Regions from separate parts of the Homo sapiens genome. Here all the other regions are linked to region 4. The links are chromatin contacts, found by Hi-C or POLR2A ChIA-PET in ENCODE. All regions are on one chromosome and are shown on one strand. The core of a region is the stretch at or near the end of the contact, and the rest is flanking DNA. Distances in the headings are between cores, read along the strand shown. Region 1 has its middle 130 kb from the start of JCAD. Region 2 has its middle 96 kb from the start of JCAD. Region 3 overlaps LOC101929279 (a long non-coding RNA gene). Region 4 overlaps JCAD (junctional cadherin 5 associated).

Region 1 (5,385 bases), core at 1,600-4,099, 160 kb after region 4:
TTGGCAATTCTGGTTCAACAGGACTTGAGAGTGCTCTGGGACTAATTGAGCCAAGTACCATACTATGAATCTGGTTGGTGACTAATGTACTTGGAACTAATAGGAAAGAGTTAGTTTATTTTGGCTCAGTGATCTGGCCAGCCATTGCTTAGTGACCACAAATTATGACCCACAGAAGAAGTGAAGTAATTTATGTATAATCATAGAACAGCTAACACCTAGACAGAGGTTCTTCTGAGCCAGGCATCATGCTAAGAACTTTGCATATATTAACTCATTTAATCCTAAAAACAACCGGCTGAGGTGAGTTTTATCGTTATCCCCGTTGTGCAGATAAGGAAACTTAGGCAGAGAGAGGTAAGCAATTTCTCCAAGGTCACACAGGGTTAGCTGGACCTTATATAGACCCAAGACTCACTCCCTGTCTTGCCTTGCACATTGGCAAAGGCTAACCACGATTTTTAATGAACTCTGGGCAATTAATGGAGTTGATTAGCCGTGGCCGAATTTGTGCTGCCACCATGAGGAGGAAGAATCATAGTCCACCCAGACTGATGAGAACTCAGGAACCAGGAAAGGCAAGGTGAATGTGAAGCTGAGGTCTGTGTCTCCACTCAAGGACCAAACAGGAAATTCAGGGTGGGAGGGGGGCTCTGTCCAGTCTCCCAGCAGTGACCAGGGACAATGAGCTGGGCTTGGGCACCGCAGGGCTTAATTGTGGACTGTACCATGTTAACCGAGCTCAGAGTCCAAAGGCTAAAGTGAAACAGAAAGCCAGGCCGACTGTCTGGCTGGGTCATCTGCCCAAGAGGATTAGAGGAGGCAGAGCAACGCAGGTGTGAGTTAGCAGGGTGGAAAAACGAACCCAGCGTGCAGGCGCAGCTAGGAAGAGGTGGGGACAGATGCCCTCCGAGCGTGCCGCACTACTTCTCACGGGAAACCTTCAGGCCTGGGGAGTCTCTGGGGCGTGGTGAGGGAGGTGCTGTTCCTCCTCTCATATTCCTGGCTTGGCAGAGCCTGGTCCTGAAGTTGGGATATGGTCTAGTTACTAATATATTCTGTTAGGACATGACCAGGACACAGGAATCCCAGCTCACCGCATCCCCACCTGGGTTCAGAGAAGCAGATTGGATAGTGGGTAGACGGATGGCCTTTCGAAGCAGATAAACCTGGGCTCAGACTTTGGCCTCCGTTAACTCTTAGCTATGTGACCTTGGGCAAATCTATAACCTCCCTCTAAGCCTCAGTCTTGCCAGTTATAAAATGGGAATATTAATAAAACATGTAACTAACCAAGTTAATGTAGTAGTTAAATGCCATAAGAGGTGCAGGATAGTTTGCAGAAGGGTTGACTTGCACTAAATGATACCTCTATTTGCTGTTGTTATCAGTGTCAGGAATAACAAACGTTATTGGCTGGAAGGTGGCAAGGAGAGGGCAGGACTGAGCTAAATCATCCTTCTAATTGTTTGCGGGGCTCTCTTTTCTTCCTCTACTTCTAACTACTTGGATATGAGCCCTTCCAAAGGATCTCCCCTCCCCCAGAATCCCAAGCAAATGCCAGGTGCTTAAGGGACAGCAGGGTGGTGGCTCAGGAGGAAGCCCTAGGTCTTCTCCCACAACCAACTCTCACCTCAGTTCTTGCCTCAGCCAGAAGAGCTGCTGTGGGTCCCTTGATCCAAATAGCCGTAATAAAGCTAAGCTGCCTCGGATTTCTAAGGCCATTTTCTCAGAAGAGTCCCGTGGGCCCCTTTGAGTCAATCCTGGGAAGCCAACGGGGTGGAAGGAGAGTCAGGCTCCACGAGGTCGGGACTGTCAGCTCAGAGTCTATTCCTGGCCCTTCCTAGCCTCACCTGGGTCTAAGTACGCTCCCTGGCCCCACAAATGCCCCGTTAGCTATAGGCATCACCTGCTGAGCTCCCAGCCTCTTTGCGAGGTACTCCTTATTCTTCCAACTTTCAAACAATAGAAACACAAAATCTGTGTTTCTGTGTTTGGACACAACTCTCGTCACTTTGGATAGGTGCCTCCAGCTGTATGATGAGACGTGGGCTCTGCTCACTCACCGTGACCTCGAAACCCTTGAGACCCCTGTGGAGCAGAGCACGTCCTCACCCCCAGCAGCCCAGCCTCCTCCTGGGACCCCCTTCTGTCCCATCAAGGGACATCTCTGATACCTGGGAGACCTGGGCACCGGAGCCCCTTGCTCACCAGCCCCTGCCCAGTGAAGAATGAATGACTTCAGGATCCACTGCTTAACAAAGAAACACATGAAGGGGCCTGATTTTCCCGGCTGCTAAGAGGGGAAAGGAAGCTGGGCTCTGTGAATCACACAATGCCATCCAAACAATTCAAGGAAATGTCCAAGGGAAGGGACCAAAATAGCCCAGCACATCCCTGCATGCTGGGAGAGTCAAGAAAATGAAAGCCGGGGTCTGTCCAGCACAAGGAGATGGGACATTTAAAAAAAGAAAAGACAGTTTCCCCACAGCAGAGGAAGCTGCCATTTATAAATATTTACTGAGACAAAGTTGTGCATTCACTTCCAAGCCCAGGAAGGAAATATTCCAGGGCAGAGGTAGAGGTCTGGGTGCTGGAGGCCGGCTCTCCCCTGCCGGGGAGCCAGCCACCGTGCCCATCAATCTGATCCTCAGCTCTGGGTTACGTGACAGATTGTGGGTAGCTTGACATAGGCCACGATGAGACGAGCCGCACTGCAGAAATGGGCAAGTGTCACACAGGAGGGCTCCTCTCCCCACCACCACAGGACCGACAGTTCCACGTTTACCAGCACGTCACTGGGCGGAGAGACCAGTAAGGGACCCAGCACATCCCAGCAGGTGGCAGGACTTCACTCCTAGTGGGTTTTGGCTTGACTGTGGATGCCCAGGAAGACGAGCCTTTGGCCCAGGCTGTGTCCTCCAGTGGAAGGACTTCATTGGCAGAGAAGTTTGAATAGAGATGCTAACTCTCCAAGTCTTCTCTCTCTCCCTCTTTTCTAACAGAGTCAATTCTGAAAAGCTCTCTCTGGAGGAAAGAGTCTTCAAGACCCAGCTAACTAAACATGGAGCCCAGGAGAGGATAAACAGTATCTGTTATCATACTCATTATCCTTGGCTTCAAAGGACTCAACATGTTTACAAAGAGAACACGAGAGTTCTCTATGTTTATTTTAAAGTATGGACTTTAATAAACAGTCTTAAAAAAAAAACCAAATAACTCACGGGGAAAGCAATCTTCTTTCTGTGTTTTATGCATCAGTCAAAACATAACACTCCCTTTGGCTTTGGCTTAAATGAGTTTTGTTTCTTCACTAAAGTTCACCGTTTATAAAATACATACACTTTATTGACTTTGATCTCCCCACTGGCACAGCTTGAGGTTGGTTCAAAGTTCTATAGAGTTAAACACAACCACATGTGACTGAGGCAGCTCTTGTGGCCTGTTTGCCAATGTCTGCAAAGGCAAGACAGGGATCAGAAATTTTAGAGAGGCAAGCGATGCCAAGATCAAGGGTGTGCCCCCGACTCCGAGGAGACCTCAGCCAAAGGCTTCCTCCTCCTGGCCTGCTTCTGGGTAGCCAGAACTTTTACCAGGATGGAGAGGTGGGCAACGTGGCACAGGCCCACACTGTCTCCCAGAGGTGAGGAGTATGCCAGCCGAATTGGCTCTTTCTTATCTTCCCAGACTTGAGACACTTGGAAGAAAATGCATGTCTTTGCAGGTTTTTTTTAAAAAGTAAAATTCATACTCCTTAGTTACAAGAAGTCAAAAGTATAGGCATTTAAAATCTATGTGCTTGTGCACCCGTGCGTAGAGGTATATAGGTAAGCACGCAGATGAATGATAGAGATGAATAGATAGATGGACAGACAGACAGATAGATGATAGGTAATAGATAGACGATAGTTAAATTGATAGGTGATAAATAATACATAGATGATAGGTAAATGAGAGTAGATAATAGTAGATGATAAATAGTAGGTAAGTAGATAGGTAGATGGATGGATGTAAAATATAAAGGAGTTTAATTGAGCAATGAATGATTTGTGAATCAGGCAGCCCCCAGAGTCACAGCAGAGTCACAGAGACTCCAGGGATGTCTCGTGGCCAGAACACATTTATAGACAAATAAAAGAGGGAAATGATATACCGAAATCAGCAGTGAGGTAAAGAAAGAGCTGGATTGGTTACAGGTTGGCATTTGCCTTATTTGAACACAGTTTGAACACTTAGCAGTCTATGAGTGGTTAAAGTGTGGCCACTGGGATGGGCCAAGACTCAGCTACTGTTACAGGTGCATACTACTAAGTTAGGTTTTCAGTCTTGTCTGCCTATTAAGCTAGGTGGCAGTTCATCCACAAGGACTCAAATATAGAAGTATGGAGTCCTTCTCTGTGGGCGGAAAGCCACTCAGGTGCCGAAGCAAGAGACTGAAGGCACAGGCTGTTCCAATATAATAAAGAAAATAGTTAGGATAAGAGAAAGTTATATGAGTAATAGAATATAGAGATGATTATATATGGATATTATAAATCATTAGTTTTTAGTATTAATCTTTGTATTATTATTATTACCAAAGAAAAATCAGGCCATACAGAGTTAGGAACTGAAGGGACATTGTGAGAAGTGACCAGAAGACAAGAGTGTGAGCCTTCTGTATGCCCGGATAAGGGCCGCTTGAGGGCTCCTTGGTCTAGCGGTAGTGCCAGTGCCTGGGAAGGCCCCCGTTATTTAGCAGACTGGGAAAAGGAGTCTCCCTTTCCCTGGGGGGAGTCAGAGAACACTCTGCTCCACCAGCTCTTGTGGGAGGCCTGACATTAGCCAGGCCTTCCCACTGTCATCCAGAGGCTTGAACGTCTCCCTGTGATGCTGTGCTTCAGTGGTCACGCTCCTTGTCCACTTTCATATCCCACCTGTACACCTGGCTCCTCCTTTTAAGTTCTTAAAAGATAGCAGTAACAGAATTAGTGAAAGTATTAAAGTCTTTTATCTCTCTGATAAGTGCATAGAAGAAATGCTGACGTATGCTGTCCTCCCTCTCTGCTTCCGCTACCACAAAGGGAAAGGCCCCCTGTCACGTGGACATGTGACTTGCTTGACCTTATCAATCATTTGAGATGACTCACACTCCTTACCCTGCCCCCTTGCCTTGTATACAATAAATAGCAGTGCGTCCAGGCATTCGGGGCCACTACCAGGCTCCGCACATTGGTGGTAGTTCTCCTCTGGGCCCAGCTGTCTTTTCTTCTATCTCTTTGTCTTGTGTCTATTTTTCTAAGATCTCTCGTCTCCGCACACAAACAGAAAACCCACAGGCCCTGTAGGGCTGGACCCTACACTTCTCAGGCCATATTTAGTTTGCTTTAACAGATAGATGTATAC
Region 2 (5,486 bases), core at 1,355-3,854, 130 kb after region 4:
ACAGGCGTGACCGTGCCCGGCCGATACAGCATTTCTTGAAAGAACCCATGAAAGAGCTAAAGCCAATGGTGCTAAGTTCTTAAGATGGCCCTGTAATTATTGAAGAGTTTGACTTCTTTGACTTCTACTTTAGGAATTGCTATACTCATCTGATTCACTTTTTGCTTCTTTTCTCCCTCACCAAATAACAGTCCCTACGGATGATAAGAGTGCTCCCTGATTGTTCCATGACCTTTCCAGGTGACTGCCACCTGCCCTTCAGACTTTGATGATGGTTTTTTTTGTTGTTTTTTTTTAAGCTTAGGCAATGACAGCTACATAATTGCTGATGTCTAGCCAACAGTGACTATAAAACACTGAATGTAAGACATCTATAAATTTCAGAAGCATTGAAACATCTAAAAATATATAATTTTAGAATTAATTTAAAAATGAGATATGAAGGTGCTCTTTAAACTTAGAAACACAGCTAAATGAGGAGTTATTAATGTGGCCTTGTAACAGCTGTTGTCACCCAGGACTGAGCAGTTGGCGTGTGTATGTATATTGTGCTGAAGTGGCTATGTTGTCTGGGGTATATACCCTGGATTCATCCTCTCATGCCAGGAAAATTTAGGACAGGGACACACGAGGAGTTTAGGAGTGGAGGTTTAACGGACAGAAGAAAAGAGAAAGAAGAAGAGCTCTCTCTATAGAGAGAGGGGTCTTCCGAACGGAAAAGACCATCTGGTAGCGGATGAACCCAATTTTACAGTCTGGCTTGAGGAGACAGTGTCTGATTTGCATAGGGCTCACAGATCGGTTGGATCAGGTTTGACATTTACATAGCGGGGGCGGGGGCGGGAAGGCTGGTCATCCCACCCTAATCTTACTATGCAAGTGAACTCTTCCCTTGGTTGGCGCCCTCTTGTCTGCTCCTTACTGTACACGTGGCTGGCTGAAAAGGGAAGATGGAGCCGCCATCTTGAACATGTCCAGTCCCTAGTTCCTGCCAGCATTCCCCCATGCAAGCTCCCAACTTGCTTGTCTGTGTCTGCAGCTCAACTTTACGGGCTGCTCTTCGTTAGAAAATGATTTGGGGCTGCTTTTCATTAAAAACAAAAGCCTCACTGAGGACTCCCATACCCTATCTGCCTAAGTGATTTCTTTTTAACCCCTATATCAGTGCCATTTTGACCCAGTCATTTTGATGAGTTCATTTTGACCTCATTTGACAATTTTTCATAGCTTTAATCACAGCATTAAATGTTGGAGTGATTTGTATGCTACCAGGAAATGAAAGCAACAGACACCGTCATCATCTCCACCCCCATCCCATCGCTTATCTTGCTCTGGAGTCTGACCTTGTCCATTGCCCCACACTCTCCTGGAGCTTGAGTCTTATCCTGAGGGAAGGTGGAGTGAAGCCCAGACAGGGTCAGGGTGCCTTGATTTAAAAAGCTGCCGTCCGTGGGCAGGTGGGCTTTGGGTATCAGTGGGACTGGGATTGGGGGAGGGCCACTGTCTGGACTCTAAAAGGGAACATTTACATTTAGGGTTAGAAAGAGTATGACAACCATGATTGACAAGACAGAGCATTGGTGGCTGAACCAAGATCAAGTACTAAACTGTATTAGTGTCTTCTCACACTGCTATAAACAAATACCTGTGGCTGGGTAATTTATTTTAAAAAAAGGAGAGAGAGAGATTTAATTGGCCCACAGGTCCACAGGCTGTACAGGAAGCATGGTGCTGGCATCTGCTCAACTTCTGGGAAGGCCTTAGGAAACTTTCAGTCATGGCAGAAGACAAAGGGGAAGCAGGCACGTCTTACATGACTGGAGCAGGAGGAAGAGAGGGAGTGGGGAGGTGCCACACACTTTAAAATGACCAGATCTCATGAGAACTCTATCATAAGAACAGCACCAATGAGATGGTGCTAAACTGCTCATGAAGGTTCCACTCTCCCATGACACAGTCACCTCCCACCAGGCCCCACCTCCAACATTGGGGATTACAGTGTGACATGGGATTTGGGTGGGGACACAAATCCAAATCAAATCAGTTAGCATTAGCCAAGAACACGTGGGGAATTCAAAGAGTTAAACAAATCAAGTCCCAGGCAGCACTAATTATCTGAGTACAATGATCAGCACATCTGGGTTGAAGACCTTCTATATACTTCCTCCCAGGGCAAGTACTGGATAGGGGATGGGCTGGCCCAAGTCTAAAGAAATGAATAGTAGATGAACTATAGCTGAAAGAGGTGAAGAGAACTGGGCCCGTGGTGGAGTCTGATTACTCCTGGTACACATGCAAGGCTGACACAGGCTCCGATACACTTTGAGCATCTTCATGCAAAGCAGAGTTCTTTCTCTGGCTCTCAGAAGGATTTTCTGATTATTTTCCATGGTCTTTCCCTGGAGTTGCCATGACTATCCTCAGTGGGACAGCTTAATTCCAGGTGTAGAAACAACAATAGATGCAGTTTCATCCAAAGTTGTTGAACCCAAGAAAAGATGATGACAACTCAAAACAAAAATGAAAGTTTCTTTAAGGCATGGCCACCTCACAGTCACACTCACAGCTGGAGTTTCCTGCTAACGTGACCCTTGAGTCTTTGGAGGTCCGGGCCAACTGACAAAACAATTTGTTCATGATGGTGGCTCAGTGACAAAGAGGAAATCGCTCATGGACTGCTGGGGCAGCCAAACCTGTCCAAAGAACACAGCTTTGTGGTACTGTAGCCACAGGGAACTACTGGGCGAGGAATTCTTTTATTTTCCACAGTGAGTGATCCAAAGATGACAAGCTCTGCAGGAAATCCTGGGTCCTATATACCTATATATATCCCCACCGCTGGTCCTATTCAGTCCTAATCAAGGACCATATCATCAATGAGCTTATCCACAATGACAAAGAAGAAAAACAAAACCCAGGTTGCAAACCCCTGCACACAACTTGCTTTTGACAGCACATCCCAGCGTTCTCCAGGAAAGAGGAAGCTATGGAAATGTTTAGTACAAGTAGCAGCAGGGCAGAGAGCTGCGGGAAGCCTGGCGTTGAAGGAATTGTTTTTATTTTTATTACTTAGTTGAGTTCATTTTGGTTACCTTTTTGGGCTGGTCAAAAAGTAAAGTTTTTGATTGGTAAGTCAATTTTTTTTTAGAAGTCAAAGAACACACACTATAATGAGGCCACATAATTAAGCAGTTTCTAATTTCCAATAAAATAAACTAAATTTATGGGCAGAAATTATCAAAGGCTTATCTACTTCACACAAGGCCAGAATAACTTCCATGACTTTATTAATGATTTCTTAGATATTATTCCCTCTTGCTGATGGGATGGTAACTTCTTTGAATGTATTATATGACACAGACCATCTTAGCAGACTGCAGTGAGGGATTATCCTGCTAGCCTTGAAGGAGGGAACTGTTGTGTGGGGAGGGGACCATGTGGCAGGGATCTATGGGTGGCTTCTGGAAGCTCAGAGTGGCCCCCAGCTGACAGCCAGTGAGAAAATGGAGACCTCAGTCCTACAATCTCAAAGAATTGAGGCCAGGCATTGTGGCTCAAGCCTGTAATCCCAGCACTTTGGGAGGCCGAAGTGGGCAGATCACCTGAGGTCAGAAGTTCAAGACCAGCCTGGCCAATATGGTGAAACCTCGTCTCTACTAAAAATACAAAAATTAGCTGGGCGTGGTGGCAGGCATCTATAATCCCAGCTACTTGGGAGGCTGATGCAGGAGAATAGCTTGAACCCGGGAGGCAGATGTTGAAGTGAACCGGAATTATGCCACTGCACTCCAACCTTGGTGACAGAGTGAGACTTCATCTCAAAAAAAAAAAAAAAAAATCAAAACCAAAAAACCCTCAATGTTATGTGAGCTTGGAAGAGGACCCGGAGCTCCAGAAAGGAATGTAAGGCCACTGATCCCTTGATTGCAATATTTCTCTGCTACCAATGCAGCAATGAACCACCTGATACATGCATGCATTTCTTTTTTTTTTTTTTTTTTTTTTTTTTAAGAGATAGGGTCTTGCTGTCTCTCCTAGGCTGGAGTACAGTGCTGTGATCATAGCTCACTACAGTCTCAATCTCCTGGGCTCTAGTGATCTTACCTTCTCAGCCTCCTATGTAACTGGAACCACAGGCCCATGTCACCATGCCTGGCTAATTTTTAAATTTTTTGTAGCAGTGAGATCTTGCTATGTCACCCAGGCTGGTCTCAAACTCCTGGCCTCAAGCTATCCTCTCCCTTCACCACCCAAATTGCTGGGATTACAGGCATGAGCCACCACATCCAGCCTACATGCATGGATTCCTCAAGGGCAGAGTATACAAAGTGGATATTGTTAATGAACATTTCCAGTTGCCCTTCATGGCTGTACCAATTTACACTACTGGTACAGGAATGTACCATGACCAAGCATGACCAACCATGTTTGGGAATGTCCAGTCCTCCACCTCTTACCAGCGCTTGATATGAACATATCTCTAATTACTAATGAAGTTGAGCTTCTTTCTTATATTTCTTGGCCATTTGGTTTTCCTCTTCTGTGAAATGCCTTTTTATATCTTTTGCCCATTTTTCTATAGGGTTATTTATCCTTTTTTAAGTTGATTCATAGACATCATTTTGTAAATCCTGAATAGTAATCCTTTTCCTATTGTATAGATTGCAAATATGTCATATTCGAAATCTGTAACTCATACTTTTTCTAAAACTTGTTTATGATTTTTCTGACATACAGCTTTTAATTGTTTATATGTAGTCACATTTATTAATGTTTATGTGTTTTGATTTGGTGCTTTATTTTATTTTGCTAGTCCTTCCTACCCCAAGATTGTAAAAAATATTATTCTATATTTTCTTACAATATTTTAATAGATTTGTTCTAATGTCTTCACTTTCATTCCATATGGAGTTGATTTAGAGTCATCCACTCTTCTACTTACCCCAAGCTGAAGTCCAACCTTATCATCGCTCCTGATATTGTGTTGGGCAAGGTCCCAGTGATTTCTACATTGCTGAATCAAAAAGACACTTTTAAAGCCAGGTGCAGTGGCTCACACCCGTAATGCCAATACTTGGGAAGCTGAGGCAGGTGAGGCAGGAGCATCACTTGAGTCCAGGAGTTCAAGACCAGCCTACACAATACAGTGAGACTCTCTCTCCAAAAATATTTTTTAAAAAAACGTTCTGCAGCCTCATGCTATTTTTTTTTTTAATTTCTCAATAGCATTTGTCAGCAATGAGCACATCATTTGTTTTTTAAAACCCTTTCTTGGCCCCTGGGACAGCATATTGTTCTAGCTTTCTGATATGGTTTGTCTTTGTGCCCCCACCCAAATCTCATCTTGAATTGTAATCCCCAGGTATTGAGGGAGGGACATGGTGGAAGGTGATTGGGTCATGGGGGTGGATTCCCCCTTGCTGTTCCCGTGATAGTGAGGGAGTTCTCTCCAGATCTGATGGTTTTATAAGGGGCTCCTCCCCTTT
Region 3 (5,374 bases), core at 222-2,721, 190 kb after region 4:
GCCAAAATATCAAACTTGCATCACAAATATTAGGGCAACCTAATAGCATGTGCCTCTTGATGTGATGAAAGCACAAGTTTTCAAGGCCACTTCTGTAATGTTCTTACCAATGTTGTTTAAGCTGAATCTAATCACACATTTAGACTTAAGGTACTCTGAGTTACAGGGAAAAAATAGGAGCTACCAGGAACACAGTAAACACCACCATGAAGAGACAACCAGATCAATCTGGAAGGCAGAATATGGCACAAGACCATTGGTCTGAACTCTTCAAAAAATGCATCACAAAAGATAGAAAAGCATGTGGACTGTTCTATAATAAAGAAATTAAAGAGCAGTAACAGTCACATGCAATGCTTGAAACTTAATAGGATCCTGAATTGGACAAAGGAATATATACTGCATGAGAAGATATAATGAAATTGTTCATTTTATTTATTTATTTAGTTTTGAGACAGAGTCTTGCCATGTTGCCCAGGATGGAGTGCAGTGGTGCAATCTTGGCTCACTGCAACCTCCGCCTCTTGGGTTCAAGCAATTCTCCTGCCTCAGCCTCCTCAGTAGCTGGGACTAAAGGCACATGCCACCACACCTGGCTAATTTATTGTATTTTTAATAGAGATGGGGTTTCACCATGTTGGCCAGGCTGGTCTCAAACTCTTTACCTCAAGTGATCCACCCGCCTTGGCCTCCCAAAGTGCTGGGATTACGGGCATGAGCCATCGCACCTGGCTGAAATTCTTCATTTTATTAAGTATGACAATGATACTACAATTAGGTAGGAAACCATTCTAATTCTAAGGAGATTCATGCTGAAGTATTTAGAGATGAACTATTGTGATGACTACAATTTATTTTCAAATAGTTAAGCAAAAAGAAGTGGATATATGTATATAAATAACATAGAACAAAGAGGGAGGGAGTGGCCGGGGGAGAGGAAGAGAAAGATAGAGAGAGAGACAGAGAGAGAGAGAGAGAGAGAGGTGCACCCAAGCGTGCACTGGAGAGAGAACAAGCAAATGGGGCAAAATTGGTGACTCTGGTCCAAAAGTGTAAAAATTTCACTTTATGATTTTTTCCATTTTTCTGCACGTTTGAATATTTTCAAAATGAGAAATTGGGAAGAAGGTACTGATGATAATACTTGGTGAAAATCAAGTGAGGTTGCTGCAGGAAACATAATGATGGACCCGTACTGTTTGATAAGAATAGTAACTTCCCCCACAGCTGGGGAGGAGCACAGCTGTCAGTCAAGGATCACCCTGTGAGGCTGAGTGTGCAGCATTACTGCAAAACAGCAAACCTAATCCACGTGCCCCAGGCCATTGCTACAAAAGCAATGGGCGCTCTTCCCGGGCAGCCCCATGTTCCAGGGAGCCAAAGCTTGCAGCGTGAGAGGGTCTCTTTTTGGAACAAAGGTCGGTGAGTGAAGTCAAGTCCAGGCTTGGTTTTGAGAGATCACATGTCAGTTGCACAAACAGGACGAGAAGGCAGCAGAGTGAGTGGCGGAAAGGAATGTGCGGCTGAAGGAGGAAACGTGGGCTCAGAGCTGGAAGCTTAATATAATTTTATACATAACAGCAATGTTTCCCAATTTCCGGGAGATATTTTGGCTATTGCTGTTAACAGAGGACTTTCTGTGACCTCTCAGTGTGTTTCAGTTCTTTCACCTGTCTCTACCCTCTCTGCCCCCCGCGTACTCAATGATTTCCAAGACCTCTGCTCCCTCTCCCTCCTCCACAACACTAAAAGAAAAACTGTGCAGCTATTTTCCCCAATGCCCGTTCAGGGCTTTCAGGCCCCGCCTTCCCTGAAGAGCCTCCTCTGTTACAGGGGTTTTGAAAGAACCACATGGAAACCTAGAGATTCCCAACGGGGCACAAATAATTATGGTTTCACTGTGTGAACGAGAATCATATATTTTTCAAGTTCCCTGTTGGATTGACTGTTTTTAATTTACTACAAGCAAAAACCTCATCAATGTTTAAAGGGTGTGATCAAAATACACACATAGGGTGGCATTCATTTTTTGGGTAGGTGTCTATTTGTATTCCTATGTGCCATGAGGGGTAGACTGAGATGAGCCGATGCCACCTGAGCAGTTCATCAGAGAGAAGAGACCAGACGCAGAGCGCCTCACAGAATGCCCCGCGGCTCCACTGCTTCCATGAAATCTGTTCAAAATATTGCTTGTGGCTTTCCACAAACTAATTGCCTTGAAAAATCAGATTATAAATGTTAGTGAGTTCAGGGATAACATTGCTGCTTTTGTTAATCCAACAAGTCCCTGTCTCCATAAAAGGTCCGTGTGCCCCATGAGTACTAAATATATGTAGACTTAATACCAGCTAAAACGATTTACGCTCCTTTTTGTACTGGGAACATGGTTTTGCCGGATGGTATCACAAGCTGGCTACATCTGCTTTCCTTTCCACCCCGGCTGCTAAGATGTTCAGAGCCAAATTTGAAAGCCACCTCTACCAATGCAGTCAAAGCCTTATGACCTACATTTGGGTTACTATTCTTATTTTTGCATCCTCGTGATTTCTTCTTTTTGTTTGTTTGTTTTAGACGGCATCTCGGTCTGTTGCTAGGCTGGAGTGCAGTGGCATGGTCTCGGCTCACTGCAACCTCCGCCTCCCGGGTTCGAGCGATTCTCCTGCCTCAGCTACTCGTGATTGCTTCTTACATTGGTTCTAGCTCTGTAAGTTGCTTGGAATCCTTCTTTGAATGAGGAGGTGTATAAGGGATGGGAAACACACTGGTTGAGCATGAAACAGGAGAGGTTGCTCAGGCTCCAGTTGCCCTCAGTTTGCATATTCATCAGGGGACCATGGGGTGCTCTTTGCCCTATTTAGGGACAATAGGATGCACACCAGCAAACCAGCAAGCCTGAGCCCAAATCTTATATAAGAGCAGCACATATATGGAGAGCAGCTCTCCATAAATGGAAAAATACTCGGCAGCAATTTTCCCCAATGCTGTTGGGGAAAGCCAATAAACAAAGCTGCCATTGTGACATTTTATGATGCACAGACTACATCAAGGAACGAGCTGGGGCCACAGGACATTCCCTGCCAAAGGTGTCAGACCTACAGACATTTCCATGATGCACAGGCTGCACCTGGAGACACCTGAGAGAAACAGGAACCGAGCTAGACACTTGATAGACATTTACTCTGTAATCTCCATGTGACAAATCTGTAATAGAACAATCTTATTCCATTTCACACACAAAGAACCTGAGGCTCACAGGAAATAAATTGTCCAAGGTCAAGTAACGGCAAGAAAATGGCAGAGCAATAGTTAAAATCAAGGTGTAGGCCAGGCATGGTAGCTCATGCCTGTAATGCCAGCACTTTGGAGGCTGAGGTGGAAGGCTAGGAGTTTGAGACCAGCCTGGGCAACATAGCAAGATCCCACCCCTACAAAAAATAAATAAATAAATAAATAAATAATTTTTTTAAAAAAGCTGGGTATGGTGGCATGCGTCTGTACTCCCTGAGACTCACTACTCAGGAGGCTGGTGCAGGAGGATCTCTTAAGCCCAGGAACTTGAAGCTGCAGTAAGCTATGATCACACCACTGTACTCCAGCCTGGGTGACAGAGTGAGACCCTATCTTTAAAAACAACAACATAAAACAAAACAGCTGCAATAGGATGGGCAGGGTGGCTCACGCCTGTAATCCCAACACTTTGGGAGGCCGAGACGGGTGGATCACCTGAGGTCGGGAGTTCAAGACCAGCCTGACCAACATGGAGAAACCCCATCTCTACTAAAAATACAAAATTAGCCGGGTGTGGTGGCACATGCCTGTAATGCCAGCTACTCGGGAGGCTGAGGCAGGAGAATCGCCTGAACCTGGGAGGCAGAAGTTGCAGTGAGCTGACTGGGCAACAAGAACAAAACTCTGTCTCAAAAACAAGCAAACAAACAAAAACAGCAGCAATAAAAGACATGGTGCATCTGATTTCAAAGTCCTAAGGTTCCGTTCAATACCTATCCTTGCCTGTTTCCCCCAAGTCACGGCATGAATGTCACTTCTCCTTTGAAACAGCCTCCTCCTGGCGAAGCTGCTACATAAAGTCTATAAAGCATTTTAATTATTTGGAGTAAGCGAACTTTAAAAACGTAAAGCCATATGGAATGAGGCCGCGGAACCACGGGACAGCTGCCCAGTTTGACTTTGGGTCCCTGTGAGAATTGGAAAGCAAATGTCAAAGAACAGATCTTGCCCTCTGGCACCCATGGATGTCACAAAAAATTCATGGAAACTCCTAGAGAAATTCCTCCACCTGTGTAAGACTTTTGTAACCCCAATATGTAAGTGCTAACCTGCGGCTGGCCACTGCGGTGGCCACACTGCTAATGCTGGTGCCCCACACTGTTCAGCCCCCCCATAAGGGACCCCTGAGGACCCTCACCTTCTGCCTCCCTCCTACCTGGGCAGCTGCTGTTCCCAGCTGGGGTTGCTGACACTTTGGGAACTGCACTGAACAGCAGATACAACACTCTGAGCTCCCCTGCAAACCCCTCGGTGAACCTGCTTCAGAGCTGGTGCCTGTCACATCTTACATCCCTCAGAGCCATCTCAGATGGCATGTCCTAAAATATCTATCTTCCCCTCCAAAAATAATTTTTGTGCTCCTCTTTTTCCAGTACATCTCCAATCCTTTTCCCCTTCTTGTGGCTCCTCCCGCTTCCATGCTGATATAACTAGCACTGGTCTAAGTTCCTCATCTGTGCCATGCTGTCTCCCACCACCAAGCCTTTGCGTGGGCTGTTCCCTCTGGCTGGGACACCGGAACACGTGCCTGTCAAATAATGTGGATGTTTGTCCCCTCCAAATCTCATGTTGAAATGTGACCTCCAGGCTGGGCGCAGTGGCTCACGCCTGTAATCCCAGCACTTTGGGAGGCTGAGGTGGGCAGACCACCTGAGGTCAGGAGTTCGAAGACCAGCCTGGCCAATGTGGTGAAACCCCATCTCTACTAAAAGTACAAAAATTAGCCGGGTGTGGTGGCACATGCCTGTGGTCCCAGCTACTCGGGAAGCTGAGGCAGGAGAATTGCTTGAACCTGGGAGGTGGAGATTGCAGTGAGCCGAGATCATGCCATTGCACTCCAGCCTGGGCAACACAGCGAGACTCCATCTAAAAAAAAAAAGAAAAAAAGAAAAGAAAAGAAATATGATCTCCAGTGTTGGAGGTGGGGCCTAGTGGGAGGTGTTCAGGTCATGGGGGCAGACCCCTCATGAATGTCTTGGTGCCCTCCCTGCGGTCCCCATGGTCATGAGTTCACATGAGATCTGGTTGTTAAAAAGAGCATGGCACCTCCCCCTCTCTCTTGCTTCCTCTCTCACTATGTGACATG
Region 4 (5,395 bases), core at 1,469-3,968:
GCAAAGCCTTCACATTCTCAGTATTCTCTACCACTGCAAAGGCCCAGCTTGTCCAACTAGAGGATCCAACGGGGCCCCGACGAAGGATTATTTCAATCATGTGTTTTGCATAAGGAGCAGAGAAGCAACACTGGCTAACACCCCTAAGAATCCCACTGTATTTGGGGGAAACTTGAGAGTGCCCATGTACATTTTTTTTTTTTTTTTTTTTTTTTTGAGACGGAGTCTTGCTCTGTCGCCCAGGCTGGAGTGCAGAGGCACAATCTCGGCTCACCACAAGCTCCGCCTCCCAGGTTCACGCCATTCTCCTGCCTCAGCCTCTTGAGTAGCTGAGACTACAGGCGCCCGCCGCCACGCCCAGCTAATTTTTTGTATTTTCAGTAGAGACGGAGTTTCACCGGGTTAGCCAGGATGGTCTCGATCTCCTGACCTCGTGATCCACCCGCCTCGGCCTCCCAAAGTGTTGGGATTACAGGCTTGAGCCACAGCACCCGGCCCTACATTTTTTTGTTCAATAGAAATCTCTGACTACTTCCAACTGAAACAACAGCTCTTTTCTATCTGCTTCAAAATTCTTGGGTTTCAAAACAGAAAATAGAAAGGGGTGGGAGGAGCAGAACCACCTGCTGGAGACTGGGTAGGAAGAGGGAAGGGCCCAGCTCAGGAGAGGGCATTCCTCTAACTCAACTCGTAAGGACCAAGTTTTTCTTTTCCCCTTACTGTAAAAGGCTTGGACTGGGCCGGGCTCAGTGGTTCACGCCTGTAATCCTGGCACTTTGGGAGGCCAAGGTGGGTGGATCACCTGAGGTCAGGAGTTCAAGACCAGCTTGGCCAATATGGCGAAACCCCATCTCTACTAAAAATACAAAAATAAACTGGGCCTGGTGACACACGCCTGTAGTCCCAGCTACTCAGGAGTCTGAGGTAGGAGAATCGCTTGCACCCAGGAGGCGGAGGTTGCAGTGAGCCGAGATCGTGCCACTGTACTCCAGCCTGGGGAACAGAGTGAGACTCTGTCTCAAAAAGAAAAAAATGGGAAGGGGAGGGGAGGGGAGGGGAGGGGAGGGGAGGGGAGGGAGAAAAGGCTTAGACTAAATGACAGAAGGTCCCTTCCAGTCCATGGCTTATGATGTGGATCTTTTGACATTTATCTCAACTCTTCTACTGATCACCTGAGCTCAGGAGTTCGAGACCAGCCTGAGTAACATAGTGGGATCTCGTCTCTATAAAAAAATTAAAAAATTAGCTGGAAATGGTGGTGCATGCCTGTGGCCCCAGCTACTCGGGAGGCTGAGGTGGGAGGATCACTTGAGCCCAGGAAGCAGCGGAGGTTGCAGTGAGCAGAGATTGCACAACTGCACTCCAGCCAGGCGACAGAGTGAGATACTATCTCAAAAAAATAAAATATACTGCAAGATCTTGAATTTTAAAGATGGCTTCTGGATAATTCTTCGAAAATGAGGAATCTTTTGATAAAACAATTCCCAGGGTCAACTTGATCTTTTCTGAATATGCAGATTTACATTATCCACCAACCTGGTATTTTGTACTGACTAAAAACTCCAAATGTATACTGAGCACCTGCCTGTCTGCCTGATTCCTCACCTGGGCACCAGAAGTCTTGATCCATGCTCTTCTCCTTTTGTGCTGCCGGATGCTCCTTCTCTTCCCTGGAGATGCTGTCCTTGGACACAGAGAGTGAGTGGCCCAATCTCTGGGCACGGTCCCCACTGCCAGGAGACACAAGGCCTCCCGGGAGCCCGGCCTGGCCCCTTGTGGTGGCCTTCAATTCCTCGGCGTCCTCCTGGGAGTCGGCATTCCTGAAGCTCAGGACTCTCATCCGTGACACTGAGCTCACCTCTTTCATTCTCATCAGGCGGTCAGGGTCTGCTCTCCTAGGCGGGGAGGCCAGTTTCTCTTGTAAACTTTCAATCACTTTGGAAGGGCTTCTAAGTCTCTTTTCAGAGCCTGCCACACTTGGGGTTCTTTCTACAAAATGGAATAAAGTGGACCTGAAGGGTGGTTTTGTTTCCACATCCTTTTGTTCGAAGAACTTGGACTCCAAGGGGCTGGGCTCAGGCTCAGGGACAGGGTCTGTGCTGGTGACAACCCCGTCCACATCTGAGTGCTCAAAAGCCTGAGGAGCCCGCCTGGCACTGTCCCTGTCCCCTACAAAGAGAGGGCTCTTGGTCCAGCCGCACTTCCTCCTGCCATAAAAGGCATCAGTGGACACCCTGGGGACATCTGCCGGTGCTGGGCGAGATAGCAACTCTTCCTGGGGGGACTCTGGGGTGCAGGCACTTGCATCGGGCTCAGCAGGCTGGTTCTGTCCCGCTCTCCGGATGCCCGGCAGGAGGGACTCCACCGCCACCTCAATGCCCAGGATCCTTGCAGCCCTGGCTTGCAAGGACTCACCTGGGGGGATTTCTATTGTGCTTGCTTCACCCAAAGACCCCTCTAGCTCACTGGCACCCTGTTCTTGCCCAGGGGTGAGCCCCACAGACCGTAAGTCTGGAGCTGAGAGCCCTCGGTTCTTGTTAGACAGGGACAGTGGGAGCCCTGCCCCCCTCTCTCCACCACTGTCAAACTTCCGAGGGACCGCTTCACTTGGTTTCACAGAGCTGAAAGCACTGGTGATTTTCGGACTTTCCTGGGGCTCCCTAGGTTCAGCTGGATAGGACGCGGGCAGTGGTTTTGCGTCACTTGATCTTGAAGACATTCTCGTCACAGGAAATGGGCTACCTGCCAGCTCGTCCATTCCGTTGCTAACCTCCAGGTGTCTCTTCTCTGCACTCGTGCTTCCATCTGCTGAGCAGAAAGGTGCACCGCCACCTTCTTCCACGCGAAAGCGGCCCGGGGATGGAGGCCAGGCACGTGGGTGGCCAGGCTGCAGCTCCTCACTCCAGCTCTCAGACTTACTCTCACCTCTTCCCGACCTACACACAGGGCTCTCCGGCACCCACATCCTCGGCTGTGGCTCAACCCTCATTTCCGGGCTGTTTCCGCGGAAGCCCACATCCTCCTGTCTGCAGTGAGCACGGTTCTCCTGCTGCGGCTCCGCCTCACTCTCCTCACTGCTGCTGCTGCTGCTGCTGCTGCTACTGCTGCTTTCTTCCTCTTCCTGGAGCTCCTTGTTAAAACTTTCTAACTGACTGATCAAATCCCAGGGACGACGGCTGACCGGTTTCAGGAGAAACTGCCCAAAGAGTTGTTTACTGTTGCAAGGGCCCGTGGGCTCCCCCTTCACCACCTCCCGCTTAGGCCCAGGGTGGGCTCCAAGCCCGTGGACATCCACGCAGGGCTGACTTCGGCCTGCTTTTGGCGTCGGTGCCTGGTCCACGGACAAGGAAGTCCTTGAGAACGCACTGTTGCTGGATGGGCTGAGGGACCTGTGACCTTTCAGGTTACGGGCACTTGGCCTCTGTTTGTGATCACCGGTAGGGAATGCTGTGTGCGTCTGAGCTTCGGAGGCAGCAGGGTCTGAACATTTTGGACTCAATGCTGCACGACTCGGCCCTCCCAGCTTTGCACCAGGGAGCAGCTGCGAACTTTGGGGCTCCTCGGAGAAACTGGTTTGTGTTTGCTGATCTCTGTACCGGTGCCCTGGCCAAGAGCCAGAATGCTTGAGTTCTCTGTGCTTTGTAAGGTGGATGAAACTGAGGTCATTTGTTTGTCTGTCTTCTTCTGGTTCCCCTAGATCTTGTTTTTGGAACTCCGTTCTCCCACCCATGCTTCCTGTGAGGGCCTGCAGCTCCAGGTCGGTGGAAGACATGCTCAGCAGACTCTGTTCTTGCAGAGCCGGGCTCTTATCAGACCCATTCTTTTGATCAGCACTGGGCTTTAAGTCATTGTTGTCCATATCTCTATCTGGCAGATGTGATTCTGATTTCACTGGGATAGAAACCAAGCAAAATATAGTCTCGTTCATTTTTTTCTTTGAACTTTTCTTGGTCCGAGTCCCAGTTTGGAACTTTTTGAGCTTGGTTTGAGTTTCGCAGGTGCTCTCGCCCTGTGAGTAAGGGGAGGAAACTTGTCTTCCAGTGTGCCCGTGCTGGCTGCCTCTCACATCAGGCCACTGTCCCCTTGCCACACAGCGGTCTCTCTGGTTGGGGAGGCCACTGTTTTCCCCATCCCCGGGGGGCTGGCCCCACAGCCACCGGGGGCTGGAATCGGCCAAGACCAGGCCTCTCTCATCCCCCGACGGGGGTATTAAGCTCTGTGGATTCCAAATGGCACCATCAGGCTGCATTCCTCCATGAGCCGGCTCTTGAGCAGTGACAGGACTGGAGTTATATGATTTATCGTCAAGCTTTATGTCTTCACAGAAACCCTGGGGCTGAGCTAGTTTAAAATGTCGTAACCGTGGATCATCAAAGGGAATGTACTGAACGAAGCCGTCATAGGCAGTGACAGGTCGGGGATGTGCGGGGAGCCCCTGAGGCAAGCGGGGGCTCACACCATACTCATTCCCAGTTCCAGGGGGGCCTGAAGGAGGCTGACCGCTGGCCCCAGCCTTCTCGGTCGGAGACTGCTGTTGACTGTGACCGCCACACACATTTATGGGCACCGTGTCTTCCAAGTAGGGGTTTGGGATGTTCTGCGGGGGCGATCTGTATGAGGGCGGAGGCACGTACACTGGAGGTTCCAATCCAGGGTCTGACAGGCAGAGCTCATGCCTGGGGACATAGGCGTCCATCTGCTGGCTGTCCTGAGAGTCACTGCTGTCCGCTCCTCCCCTAGACTGCTGGTGCGAGCTGTAAGATGGGGGCTTGAGGGGCCTCCCAAACTTAGGCCGGGGAAATGGGGCTGAGCAGCCACTCTTCTCAGAATTCCTCGTGGAGTCCAAATTTGGTGCGCAAGTGGGAGGATACGGTGGCATTTTAGGTGAATGTCTTTCATTTAATGGAATGGGAATTTCCGTGCAACTCAGGCTCTCGGGGGAAAGAACTCTAGGCAGTGAGCGAGACTTCCCTTTGTTTTGAGAATTCAACACATGTTCTCCTTGAATGAATGGGTACAGGTCTTGAAACAGTCTCTCCCCATCTCCATCAGACATCTGCCTCCCTAATTTCCTTGGCTGGTTCCAGCTTTCCAGGCTGACGTTCTGCCACTTGGCAGGACCTGACATTCGCAATTCTTCTTCCCAAACTGGCTTCTTCATCACATGCTCTGACCTTCCTCCAACTTCCCATGGACCCTCCCTCACGTGGACAGGCAGGCTGTGGGCTTGGGCCATTCCTCTGGCCTCCAGGTTTTCGTGCTCCCTCGGCTTCTGGCTCCTGGCTTCTTGCCGTCCTCTTCTCCGGTAGGCTTGGTCGTTACCAGTCGGGGGATGAGAGGACCATGCTGAGGGGGGTTGATTACAAAACCTACAAAACAAAGAGTCACAGACGTT

What was found. Hi-C counts contacts between places; a loop is a spot of excess contacts on that map. ChIA-PET counts read pairs that join two places held with the same protein, here RNA polymerase II (POLR2A). Pooled maps may share reads with other maps.
Region 1: a map of endothelial cell of umbilical vein shows a loop between it and region 4 (6-fold over the local background). The contact joins two enhancer-like sites. A Hi-C loop is called at or near these places in 12 of 168 maps with a recorded cell type or tissue (K562, Right ventricle myocardium inferior, endothelial cell of umbilical vein and 5 more) and 13 of 50 pooled maps. POLR2A ChIA-PET finds 5 or more read pairs at or near these places in 5 of 52 experiments (AG04449, AG04450, MCF 10A and 2 more).
Region 2: a pooled map shows a loop between it and region 4 (2.5-fold over the local background). The contact joins two enhancer-like sites. A Hi-C loop is called at or near these places in 1 of 37 single-sample maps with no recorded cell type and 5 of 50 pooled maps. POLR2A ChIA-PET finds 5 or more read pairs at or near these places in 1 of 52 experiments (IMR-90).
Region 3: a loop to region 4 is called in a map of thyroid gland, with 2.0 times the contacts of the local background. The contact joins two enhancer-like sites. A Hi-C loop is called at or near these places in 1 of 168 maps with a recorded cell type or tissue (thyroid gland) and 5 of 50 pooled maps. POLR2A ChIA-PET finds 5 or more read pairs at or near these places in 9 of 52 experiments (CD4-positive, alpha-beta memory T cell, H1, OCI-LY7 and 6 more).

The regions. Positions count from the first base shown.
Region 1 is chr10:30,185,985-30,191,369 of GRCh38, forward strand. No RefSeq gene overlaps it. Among named protein-coding and RNA genes, the nearest start is that of JCAD, 130 kb to the left of the region's middle. Within about 2 kb of position 2,850, at least 6 of the 41 ENCODE cell types and tissues checked have a DNase peak (open chromatin) inside an H3K27ac peak, as active enhancers do; they include endothelial cell of umbilical vein and heart right ventricle, where a contact is called at or near this core.
Region 2 is chr10:30,152,992-30,158,477 of GRCh38, forward strand. No RefSeq gene overlaps it. Among named protein-coding and RNA genes, the nearest start is that of JCAD, 96 kb to the left of the region's middle. RefSeq lists a silencer at 2,602-2,661. Within about 2 kb of position 2,605, at least 4 of the 41 ENCODE cell types and tissues checked have a DNase peak (open chromatin) inside an H3K27ac peak, as active enhancers do.
Region 3 is chr10:30,218,805-30,224,178 of GRCh38, forward strand. The region is part of intron 2 of LOC101929279 (a long non-coding RNA gene); the gene reads left to right. Among named protein-coding and RNA genes, the nearest start is that of MTPAP, 130 kb to the right of the region's middle. RefSeq lists a silencer at 1,206-1,295. Within about 2 kb of position 1,472, at least 8 of the 41 ENCODE cell types and tissues checked have a DNase peak (open chromatin) inside an H3K27ac peak, as active enhancers do; they include thyroid gland, where a contact is called at or near this core.
Region 4 is chr10:30,024,498-30,029,892 of GRCh38, forward strand. It overlaps JCAD (junctional cadherin 5 associated), which reads right to left. Exons shown (of 4, transcript NM_020848.4): 3 at 1,606-5,369. Among named protein-coding and RNA genes, the nearest start is that of JCAD, 32 kb to the right of the region's middle. RefSeq lists enhancers at 2,842-2,901, 3,082-3,151, 3,870-4,599, 4,600-5,328. Within about 2 kb of position 2,719, at least 20 of the 41 ENCODE cell types and tissues checked have a DNase peak (open chromatin) inside an H3K27ac peak, as active enhancers do; they include endothelial cell of umbilical vein, heart right ventricle and thyroid gland, where a contact is called at or near this core.